Regions from separate parts of the Homo sapiens genome. Here region 2 is linked to region 1. Evidence: read pairs that join two places in POLR2A ChIA-PET (ENCODE). Cell type or tissue: Panc1. All regions are shown on one strand. Each heading gives the region's core, and the rest is flanking DNA. Links, peaks and the distances in the headings are about the cores only. Region 1 overlaps NUMB (NUMB endocytic adaptor protein). Region 2 holds the start of PAPLN (papilin, proteoglycan like sulfated glycoprotein).

Region 1 (5,369 bases), core at 190-5,189:
ATGCCGAGGCGGGCGGATCACCTGAGGTCGGGAGTTCAAGACCACCCTGACCAACATGGAGAAATCCCTTCTTTACTAAAAACACAAAAAAATTAGCTGGGCATGGTAGTGCTTGCCTGTAATCCCAGCTACTCAGGAAGCTAAGGCAGGAGAATTGCTTGAACCTGGGAGGTGGAGGTGGCAGTGAGCCCAGATCACACCATTGCACTCCAGCCCGGGCAACAAGAGTGAGACTCTGTCTCAAAAAAAAAAAAAAAAAAAAAAAAAAAAACAAGAAAAACTGTGGCATCCATTAAGTTGAATTCTTTGCAGTTTATTTTTTTAAAGTAAGGTAGATCTGTATTATGTATTTAATAAATATTTTTTGAACATCTGTCATATGCCAGGTATATGCTAGGTGGTAAGCAAAAAAGACATAGTTTCTGTTCTTGTGGATTTTACAGTCTTCTTGTGAGGGAAACAGACTTTAGTTAGATATTTGCATTAACAATATACTATTACAGGGCAGGCACGGTGGCTCATGCCTGTAATCCCAGCACTTTGGGAGGCCAGGGCGGGCAGATCACGAGGTCAGGAGATTGAGACCATCCTGGCTAACACGGTGAAACCCCGTCTCTACTAAAAATACAAAAAAAAAAAAAATTAGCTGGACGTGGTGGCGGGCGCCTGTAATCCCAGCTACTCGGGAGGCTGAGGCAGGAGAATCGCGTGAACCAGGGAGGCGAAGCTTGAAGTGAGCCGAGATTGTGCCACTGCACTCCAGCCTGGGCGACAGAGAGAGACTCTGTCTCAAAAAAAAAAAAAAAAAAAAAACATATATATATATATATATATATATATATATATATATATATATATATATATATGTGTGTGTGTGTGTGTGTATGTGTGTGTGTGTGTGTGTGTGTGTATATATATATTATTACAACCCAAGGTAAATACTTTTAAGAAAAGAAATCTGGTTCTGTAAGAACATGTAAGAAAAAAACTTGATCCTAGACTATAGGATCAGAGTAAGGCTTCTCTGCGAAAGTAAAGCTTGACCTGATATTTGAAGATTGAGTGGGAATGAATTACATGAAAAGGTGAATAGAGCATTAGAAAATTATGGAAAGCATGTATATGTAGGCACTGGGTGACAAGAGGAAAGAATGGTAAAGGAAAACTGTAATGCAGAAAGTTGTTTGAGATGACCCTGTAGGAAAGCAGGGCAGGGCTTTGTATCCATACTAAGGATTTTGTACGTGGGAAGCCATTAAATCGTGTGTTCTTTTCATTATTTATTAAGGTAGAGTACATATAACATAAAATTAATCCTATTAAGCATTTTATTTTATTTTATTTTATTTTTATTTTATTTTATTTTTTGAGACAGAGTCTTGCTCTGTCACCCAGGCTGGAGTGCAGTGGCGCCATCTCGGCTCACTGCAAGCTCCACCTCCCAGGTTCAAGCCATTCTCCTGCCTCAGCCTCCCGAGTAGCTGGGTCTACAGGCGCCTGCCACCACACCTGGCTAATTTTTTGTATTTTTAGTAGAGACGGGGTTTCACCATGTTAGCCAGGATGGTCTCGATCTCCTGACCTCGTGATCCACCCATCTCAGCCTCCCAAAGTGCTGGGATTACAGGCGTGAGCCACCGCGCCTGGCCCCTTGTAAGCATTTTTAAGTGTACAGTTCAACGGTATTAAGTATACTCATATTGGTGTGCAGTTATCACCACCAGTCATCTCCAGAACTTTTTCATCTTCCCAAACTCTGTAAATAGTTTTTTTTAAGCAAGAATGTGGTATTAGAAAAGCATTTTTTGTGTTAAGTATCTTACTTATTTAATTTAATTAATTAATTTATTTATTTATGAGACAGAGTCTTGCTCTGTTGCCAGGCTGGAGTGCAGTGGCGCGATCTCAGCTCACTGCAACCCCCGCTCACTGCAACCTCCGCCTCTAGGGTTCAAATGATGCTCCTGCCTTAGCCTCCCGAGTAGCTAGGACTATAGGCACGTGCCCCCATGCCCAGCTAATTTTTGTATTTTTAGTAGAGACAGGGTTTCACCATGTTGGCCAGGATTGTCTCGATCTCTTGACCTTGTGATCCGCCCGCCTCAGTCTCCCAAAGTCCTGGGATTGCAGGCATGAGCCACCGTGCCCGGCCATCTTATTTATTTTAAAAATGTATGTATTTATAGATTTAGGAGGTATAAGTGCAGATTCCTTACACGCATGTATCACATAGTGGTGAAGTCTGGGCTTTTAGTGTACCTGTCACCCAAATAGTGGACATTGTATTCAACTGGTAATTTTTCAATCCTCAGCCAACTCCAACCCAGAAAAGCACTTTGAAAAAATGACTTTGGCTGCAGTGTAGTTTGGAAGTAGCCCATGCTAGATACAAGGAGCCTAGCAAAATATTATCACAGTAATTCAAAGGATAGATAATGGTAGGTTAGACTAGGGTGGTGACTGTGAAGATGAAGAGAAATGAAATAAATTGATCGATAATTAAGAGGTAAAGTTAGGCTGTGCATGGTGGCTCACACCTGTAATCTCAACACTTTGGGAGGCCAAGGTGGGAGGGTTACTTGAGCCCAAGAGTTCGAGACCAGCCTGGGCAACATGGTGAGACCCCATCTCTACAAAAAAAAAAAAAAGCTAGATGTGGTAGTACACACCTGTCATCTGAGCTACACAGGAGGCTGAGGTGGGAAGGTCACTTGAGCCCAGTGAGCCATGATTGCACCACTGCACTCCAGCCTAGGGAACAGAGCGAGACCCTGTCTCAAAAAAAAAAGAAAAAAAAGTAGGTAAAGGTAATAGAAATTGGAGATGAACTGAATCTAAGGAATGAAAAAGAGTAGTATTAAAAATGACACAGGCTGGGCACAGTGGCTCATGCCTGTAATCCCAGCACTTTGGGAGGCTGAGGCAGGTGGATCATTTGAGGTAAGGAGTTCGAGACCAGCCTGGGCAACATGGTGAAACCCCATCTCTAATAAAAATACAAAAACTAGCCAGGCATGGTGTACATGCCTGTAACCCCAGCTACTCGGGAGGCTGAGGCAGGAGAATTGCTTGAACCCGGGAGGCAGAGGTTGCAGTGAGCTGAGATCACGCCACTGCACCCCAGCCTGGGTGATAGACCGAGACTCCATCTCAAAAAAAAAAAAAAAAAAGACACCTAGTTTCATATTGCCCTGAGCAGAGATGATGATCATTGACATAGGAAACACTGACTTCAGTGTGTGTGTGTGTGTGTGTGTGTGTGTGTATGTATGTATGTATGTATATATGTATGTATGTATGTGAGACAGAGCCTCACTCTCGCCCAGGCTGGAGTGCAGTGGTGCAACCACGCCTCACTGCTTCTGGGTTCAAGTGATTCTTGTGCCTCAACCTCTCAAGTAGCTGGGATTACAGGCACCTGCCACCATGCCCAGCTAGTTTTTTTTGTTTTTTGTTTTTTTTCTTGAGACGGAGTCTTGCTCTGTCCCCCAGGCTGGAGTGCAGTGGCGCGATCTTGGCTCACTGCAAGCTCTGCCTCCCGGGTTCACGCGATTCTCCTGCCTCAGCCTCCCAAGTAGCTGGGACTACAGGCACCTGCCACCACGCCTGGCTAATTTTTTGTATTTATAGTAGAGACGGGGTTTCACCGTGTTAGCCAGGATGGTCTTGATCTCCTGGCCTCGTGATCCACCCGTCTCGGCCTCCCAAAGTGCTGGGATTACAGGTGTGAGCCACCGCGCCTGGCCACCCTTTTTTTTTTTTTTTTCTTGAGATGGAGTTTCACTCTTGTTGCCCAGGATGGAGTGCAATGGCACGATCTCGGCTCACTGCAGCCTCTGCGTCCCAGGTTCAAGAGATTCTCCTAAGTAGCTGGGATTACAGGCGCCTGCCACTATGCCCAGCTAGTTTTGTATTTTTAGTAGAGATGGGGTTTCACCATGTTGGCCAGGCTGGTCATGAACTCCTGACCTCAGATGATCCGCCCACCTTGGCCTCCCAAAGTGCTAGGATTACAGGTATGAGCCACTGTGCCCGGCCTAATTTTTGTATTTTTAGTAGAGTTGGTGTTTCTCCATGTTGGCCAGCCTGGCCTTGAACTCCTGACCTCAGCCTGACCTCAGGTGATCTGCCCATCTTGGCCTCCCAAAGTGCTGAGATTACAGGCATGAGCCAGAGTGCCTGGTTCCAGTGTATTTATTATTAAGTGATAAGGGCAAGCTGCAGAACTATGTATATAGTATGATTTTGTTCAGTTAAAAGAAAAATATATATGATTATTGTGTTTAAGAAATATTAAGACACAAATAACTGCAGAATGAATATGGAGGATTGAAGATATTTTACTTTTTAGTCTGTGTCCTTTGGAACTAGTGACATTTCTTGTGAGCATATATCCTATTTATAATTTTTTTAACACTTCATTCACAGATTCTGAGAGGTTTGTATACAGTGTTGAAATAATTGAAGTAAAGTTAATTGAAGCACTTCTTCTAATCAGCTGTGAAATCTATAGCTTTTAAGTATGTTGTGTGAGATGAATAAGTTTTGATATCTTTCAGTGTAATTCTCACTTGTCATAAAATCAGCTAGATGGGATATGCTTTAGAGCAGTGGTCCCCAGCCTTTTTGGCACCAGAGACTGGTTTCGTGGAAGATAATTTTTTCATGGCCTGGGGTTAGGGGGCTGGGGCAGGTGGTTTTGAGAGGAAACTGTTCCACTTCAGGCCTTAGATTCTCATAAGGAGCGCACAACCTAAATCCCTCACGTGGGTAGTTCACAATAGAGTTCGCGCTCCTATGAGAATCTAACACTGCCACTGATGAGATAGGAGGTGGAGCTCAGGCAGTAATGCTTGCTCGCCCTCCGCTCACCTCCTGCTGTGTGGCCCATTTCCTAAAAGGCCACCGACCAGTATTGGGCTATGGCCCCTGGTGTTGGGGACCTCTGCTTTAGAGACTGTGCAGGGAGGGCAGCTTATTTAGAGTGCGTTTTGTTTTGTCCTTTCCAAATGGCTTTTTGAAATCCTTTCTGTAGGACATTCAGTGTCTCTGCTATGTTGTGTCACTCCTTCCCTCCCCAACTCATACACTTATATACAACTGACTCCCAGAGTACAATAGGAGAATCAGAATTTGGAATGTATTTTCCATATTCTCGAGGTAGATGCATTTCCTCAGTCAGATATAGCAGGGCAAAAGATGCCTCATTCTGCCTTGCCTTAGAGACCAGTGAGCTTGGAATACAAGGTTTTCCATGGTGGCAACTGGTAGGGTGTTGGGGGCACTCACTAAGGAATAACAAATTTGGGAGTAGAGAAAATGAGTTCCTTTTGAAGTTGCTATGGGACATGCACATGCAGATCCTCACT
Region 2 (5,369 bases), core at 256-5,255, 110 kb after region 1:
AAGGTTTAAGAGAACCAAGGGCGCTTTGGAAACCTTGATTTGTTTCATCTGCATGACAACCTCTGGGGTGGGCATTATTACTCCCAAATTAGAGCAGTCTAAGGCTTATTTGCCTAGGATCATGCAGCTGTCCAGGTGGCTCTGGGATTTAATCCTGGGGCCTGGACGCTGTCCTCGTGCCCCCTCCACCTGGGCTTTGGCCTTCATGCAGCTGGGCCACCAGCACGTGGTGAAGGACCTGAGAGTGGCATTTAGGAAGCAAGATTCATGGGGTGGCAGAGGGGACCGTGGGTAGCTGGCAGGTGGTCGAGAGGACATGAAAAAGGCTGCCTCTAGCCCACCCACCGCTCCAGCTGTGGCCCATGTTGGGTTCACAGGGCTCTTGAAGTGTCATCTATGGGATCCACTTCTAGTGGGAGAAGTGCCCACTGCCATCCATCCTGCCTGCCCCACACACCCCTGCAGAGGAGTCCTGCTCAGCCTCCGCCCACAGATGCCAGACGTGGCATCCCCCCCCCGACCTCCCCATGGCAGAAAACAGTTTGGGTCCTTTCGCAGGGATCCTTCCTCTTTCACTTCCTGCCTGCCTCACAGAGGGGTGGGCAGGGCTGTGGGTCACCCTGGGAGATTTCTCCTGGGGCAGGACAGGGCCCAGCTGCCTCTGTGGCTTCTATTCTGCCAGGCACTGAGCCAGGGCAACACCCAGCTCTGCAGACCCCCTCCTCCCCAAAGGTGGGGCCTGTGGTCTAGAAGATTCCTTGTACATCCTCAAGACCCAGGGACCTTCTCCAGAGAGCCCTGGCCTTTGGGCCCCTGTTAATGAAACAGCAGCTCTGACCACCAGCCAGCTTCCTGGGTCCACTGTCTTAATTCGCAGTCCAATACAGTAGCCACTAGCCGCATGCGGCTGTTTAAATTAATTATGGCCAGGCGTGGTGGCACACACCTGGAGTCCCAGCTACCTGGGAGGCTGAGGCAGAAGAATCACTTGAACCCAGGAGGTGGAGGTTACAGTGAGCCGAAATCATGCCAGTACACTCCGGCCTGGGTGACAGAGTGAGACTCTGTCTCAAAAATAAATAAATACTTAAAAATTTTAAAAATAAATTTAAATTAATTAAAGTCAAGTAAAATTAAAACTCACCTCACCCACATTTCAAGTGCTCAATGGACCTAGGGGCTACCTATTGGATAGCAGAGAAACAGGACATTTCTGCCATCTCAGAAGGTTCCATAGGACAGCCCTGCCCTAGGTGCTACCCCAAGGGGAATGGAAACGACTGGCACCCCAAACCTCTAGGCCAAAACACCCCAGCTTAGGGAAGCCGTGTTTGGCTCCAGGCAGAAGACAGGTGTCTGGTGGGATGGACCACCCAGCCCTGCACCTTGGCTGCACCCGCCAGGATTGGCGGGGACTTCATGGAGTGCTCCCACCACCTTCTGAAGGAGGGAAGCCCTGGGAAGGTGCCATTCCTACACACTGCGCCCTGCAGCCGGGCGGGCAGTTCTGGGAACCCTGGCCAGCTGGCTTCAAGGGCCCAGCCCTTTCTGAGGGAGCTCAGCGGTGCGGGCTCGCCTCCTCCCAGCCCAGCTTCCCTGACATCGCCCCTTTCCTGGGGACGTTGCCTGCGGGCCCGCGCGTCCCCGCCCCCGACTCCCCTGCAGGTTCCTCCGGGGGCCGGGGCAGGACCGCACTCACCGAGGACCCGGGCGCTGGAGCCAGCAGCAGCGGCACGAGCAGGAGCAGCCGCATCTCAGCCTGCGGGAGACGCATTGGGTTAGAGCGGCCCGGGGCTCCCGCAGCTGTCCTGGGCGCGGGCGAGAGTGTGTGGGCGCGTCTCTCCCTATGGCCCACAGGTGACCAGGAGACCCGCAACAGGACAGCCGGGTGCGCCTCGGTGCACCGCAGAGAACACAGCGTGAGGGCGCCCCGCCGGGCGGCTCAACATGTGAGCAAGAAAGGAATGGCCCATCCGCAACTGGCAGAAGTTCAAGAACAACTTGTTTCAGAGTTCCAGAGGGGAAAAAAAGAGAGAGCAATTAAAAATACTTCTATGTGGTTGAAAAACAAGTTCAGAATCCGAGTAATTAGACTCACTTTTAATTCAGCAAGATTCCTTTTAAAAAAGCTATTACATCAGATGTTTAAAAACTCCTAATATAGGCTTTAAAAAAATCAAGTCTCTGAAGACACTTTGAAAACCCAAATGCTCTAAAAGTGTTAATTGTAGCCCATTTAAAACCCAAGCCAGCATTTCTCTGCACAGGGAAGCTCCATAAGCAGCCTCCATAACCAACGTGTGTATGCAGTGCAGTGTGCGCCGTGCAGTGTGCGTGGTGCAGCGTGTGAGCCCTGAAAGTGCAGTGCAGTGTGCAGTACAGTGTAGTGTGCTCAGGGCAGTGTGCAGTGCAGTGTGTGTGGAGTGTCTGTGGTTTGATGTGTGCATGCATGCAAAGTGCATGTGCAGTGTGCGGGGCGGGTCCATGTGCAGTCTGGTGTGTACTATTTGGTGCAGGTGTCCAGTCGGTATACACGCTGTGCAGTGTGTATGTGTACATACATGTCGCTGTATCGCAGAATGACATAAACAATGTGCGCCCTTCAGTACAAAACATTAAACAAGTACTAGCGTGCAGGTTTGAACTTTAAAATCTGTAATTCTACCAATGTTCTAATTTTTTAAAGATATAAAATGACTTCTGCTTACAAGGATAAAAGACAGCATACAGAAGCCAAGCTCAGCAGAAATGTAACCTGGCATACTGAACAATGTACACACTCGTTAATTTGGCACAGTGAGTCATTGAGTCATTATTTTCGTGGTCAAGTTCGAGATTCCTGGGGTTGGAGGGTGAGGGAAGGGGGTTGCTGCCAGAGCCCTGCCTCTGCTCTGCTGGGGGCAGCTCCCAGAGCAGGAGCCCCCTGCTAGGGCCAGGCTAGGCCTGCTAGGGCGGGCGAGGCTGAGGAAAAGACGGGTGAAAGAAGAATTTTACTTGTAATTACTCAGAACACCACCGCCTCCGCTGCAATTTCACTGAACTCCAAGCCCATATCTGCCATTCCGAAGTCTGAAAAGTTCAGTTTTTTCGGTTCATTTGGTGGCAAACAACCCCTTCAACTCCAAGGCCAGTCCGGGTCTGGTCACGGGGCTACTCCGAGGGCCGTGGAAGCTCGACCTCTCCTGCCGCCCGAGGGCAGGGACCGGGTGGCCCCGGGCACGCAGGGTGGGCGCCCTCAACGTGTTGTTCCCGGGGAACGCGTCTGCCTTGAGCTAGGGCCGAAGGCGGCGACCCTAGGCGCCAGAGGGCGGGAAGGCGGGTGGCCGCCGACCAAGCCTCCCCCTACAGGGTCCCCAGCCGACTCCGGGACCGCCGCAGTCCGCAGACGCCCGTCCCCGTGGCCCCCGCCCACGGCCCCCCTCTGCATCGGTCCAGCCCTGACCAGGCACCCCGCGTCCCCACCCCAGGAACGCGCCGCGCACCCCCGAGGCGGAGAGGCGCGGTTCCCACGGGAGGCCCGGGGTGGCCGCGCAGGTGCCGGCAGCCGCTGGGGCTCCCGGACGCTCCAGGCCCGCGGCCCAGTGGCACCTCCCGGGAGGGGCGCACGGTCTCCAGGGCCTCGCTTGTACCACGCGCCGGGAGCGGCATTCGCCTGAAGGGAAGGTCCGAGCGGGCGGAGGGTGCGCGCCGGGGCCGTCCCGCACCAGCTCCCCGGCTCTCTGCATTTCCTTTCCTCCAGGCCGGGGGGCGCGCGGTGCCGAGCGATGACCCTGCGCCCACCTCCGGAGAGCGAGCCGGGGCGGGGTCTTCTCTGCGGCCCCCACTTTCTCCGACACCCCCGTCGCCGTGAGCCAGGCGAGCAAATTCCTGCAGAAGCCCCGGGGTGCGGGGTCCCCGCCGCTGGGCGCCCGGGGGCTTCCAGTCCCTCCGCCTCCCTACCTGTCTTCGCTGGCGCCGGGAGGCTGCAGCCAGGGCCGCTCCGTCGGTGCCCGCCCAGGCCCAAGCCCGCGAGGTCGGCCGGGCCGCAAGGAACGCCCGCAGGGGTGGGACTTTCTCTCTCCGCCGCTGCCTGGCCTCACCCTCCACCCCGCCCTGTCTCACTTACCCACCTCCAATCCCCGTGGGAGGACAGAGCCCTTCGTAGAGGCCCTCGTGGTGACCGGTGTTGCCCGGGGCCTCCACCCGCTTGGGTCTGTGCCAAGGCTTGGCTCATCCTCCACTCTGGTCACCCCGTCTGTCCTCTCTTGGGTCAGCGCCAGTCACCTCTCCAATCCCATTTCCCCTTGCCCAAGCCTTCTAGCTTTGCCCTATCCGCTCCTCTTCATGCCTATCCTACACACAACACACCTGTGTCCAGCCACCACCTTCTCCACCCCTGGATCCTATTCTTCAGCCGCAACTGAGTTTCTCCGCACACGCTGCTGTTACCCATCTCCCAGCACGTTTTCTCACTCAGAATGCGCTCTCCCAATCCCCTCTACCTCTCAAACCCGTAGTCAGCCCTCAAAACCTTGGTCAAATGTCACTTTCCTTCCTTTCTTCTTTCTTTCCCTCCCTCCCTTCCTCTTTTCTTTCTTTCTACTTTCCTCCCTCACTTTCTTCTTTCTTTCCCTCCCTCCCTTCCTCTTTTCTTTCTTTCTACTTTCCTCCCTCCCTTTCTTCCTCTTTCTTTTCTTTCTTTCTACTTTCCTCCCTCCTTTTCTTTTTTTTTTTTTTAGACGGAGTTTCACTCTTGTTGCCCAGGGTAGAGAGCAATGGCTAGATCTTGGCTCACTGCAACCTCCGCCTCCTGGGTTCAAGCGATTCTCCAGCCTCAGCCTCCCTAGTAGCTGGGATTACAGGCGTCTGTATGATGCCTGGCTAATTTTTGTATTTTTAGTAGAGACAGGTTTTCACCTTGTTGGCCAGACTGGTCTCCAACTCCTGACTTCAGGTGATCCACCCACCTCGGACTCCCAAAGTGCTGGGATTACAGACGTGAGCCACTGCGCCCAGCCTTCTTCTTCTTTTTTTAAATAGAAACAAGGTCTCGCCCAACCTGGTCTCGAACTCCTGAGCTCAAGCAATCTTCCCACCGTGGCCTGCCAAAGTGCCACCGTGCCCAGCATGTCACCTGCTTTTGAAGCCGTCTCCACACCACCCCAGGCCGATGGGGTGCATGTCCTGCTCCCTCGGTTTCTGTCCCTGTTGCTGTGATTTGCTCAGCTGTGAGTCCCGGGGGGCAGGGCCTGCAATGCAGCCCCACCACCTGTGCCAGGGCACTAATTAGCATCAAGGCAGGGGCTCAACGCATGTGATCAACTTCATTTGTTTTCCTGGTTGTCCTTTTTCACAACCAAGACACTCTTTGCCTACCATTCTTTTTTTGA

The links. Peaks named below come from ENCODE experiments on the same cell type or tissue, not always from the same donor. Only the 100,000 strongest peaks of a DNase experiment are listed, where the experiment ranks them.
Region 2: POLR2A ChIA-PET joins it to region 1 with 5 read pairs; 3 of 35 experiments call an interaction of 5 or more read pairs at or near these places.

Annotation. Positions count from the first base shown.
Region 1 is chr14:73,347,975-73,353,343 of GRCh38, reverse strand. All of the region lies in intron 4 of NUMB (NUMB endocytic adaptor protein), which reads left to right. Among named protein-coding and RNA genes, the nearest start is that of PAPLN-AS1, 100 kb to the right of the region's middle. In Panc1, for the core only: no CTCF peak of the experiment used is centred there; no DNase peak of the experiment used is centred there.
Region 2 is chr14:73,236,163-73,241,531 of GRCh38, reverse strand. It overlaps PAPLN (papilin, proteoglycan like sulfated glycoprotein), which reads right to left and starts at 4,026. Exons shown (of 27, transcript NM_001365906.3): 1 at 3,940-4,026; 2 at 1,700-1,759. The coding sequence starts at 1,753. RefSeq lists enhancers at 3,465-4,035, 4,609-5,180, 5,181-5,369 and a silencer at 5,097-5,369. In Panc1, for the core only: no CTCF peak of the experiment used is centred there; no DNase peak of the experiment used is centred there; H3K4me3 peaks cover 2,245 bases; H3K27ac peaks cover 1,060 bases; H3K27me3 peaks cover 196 bases.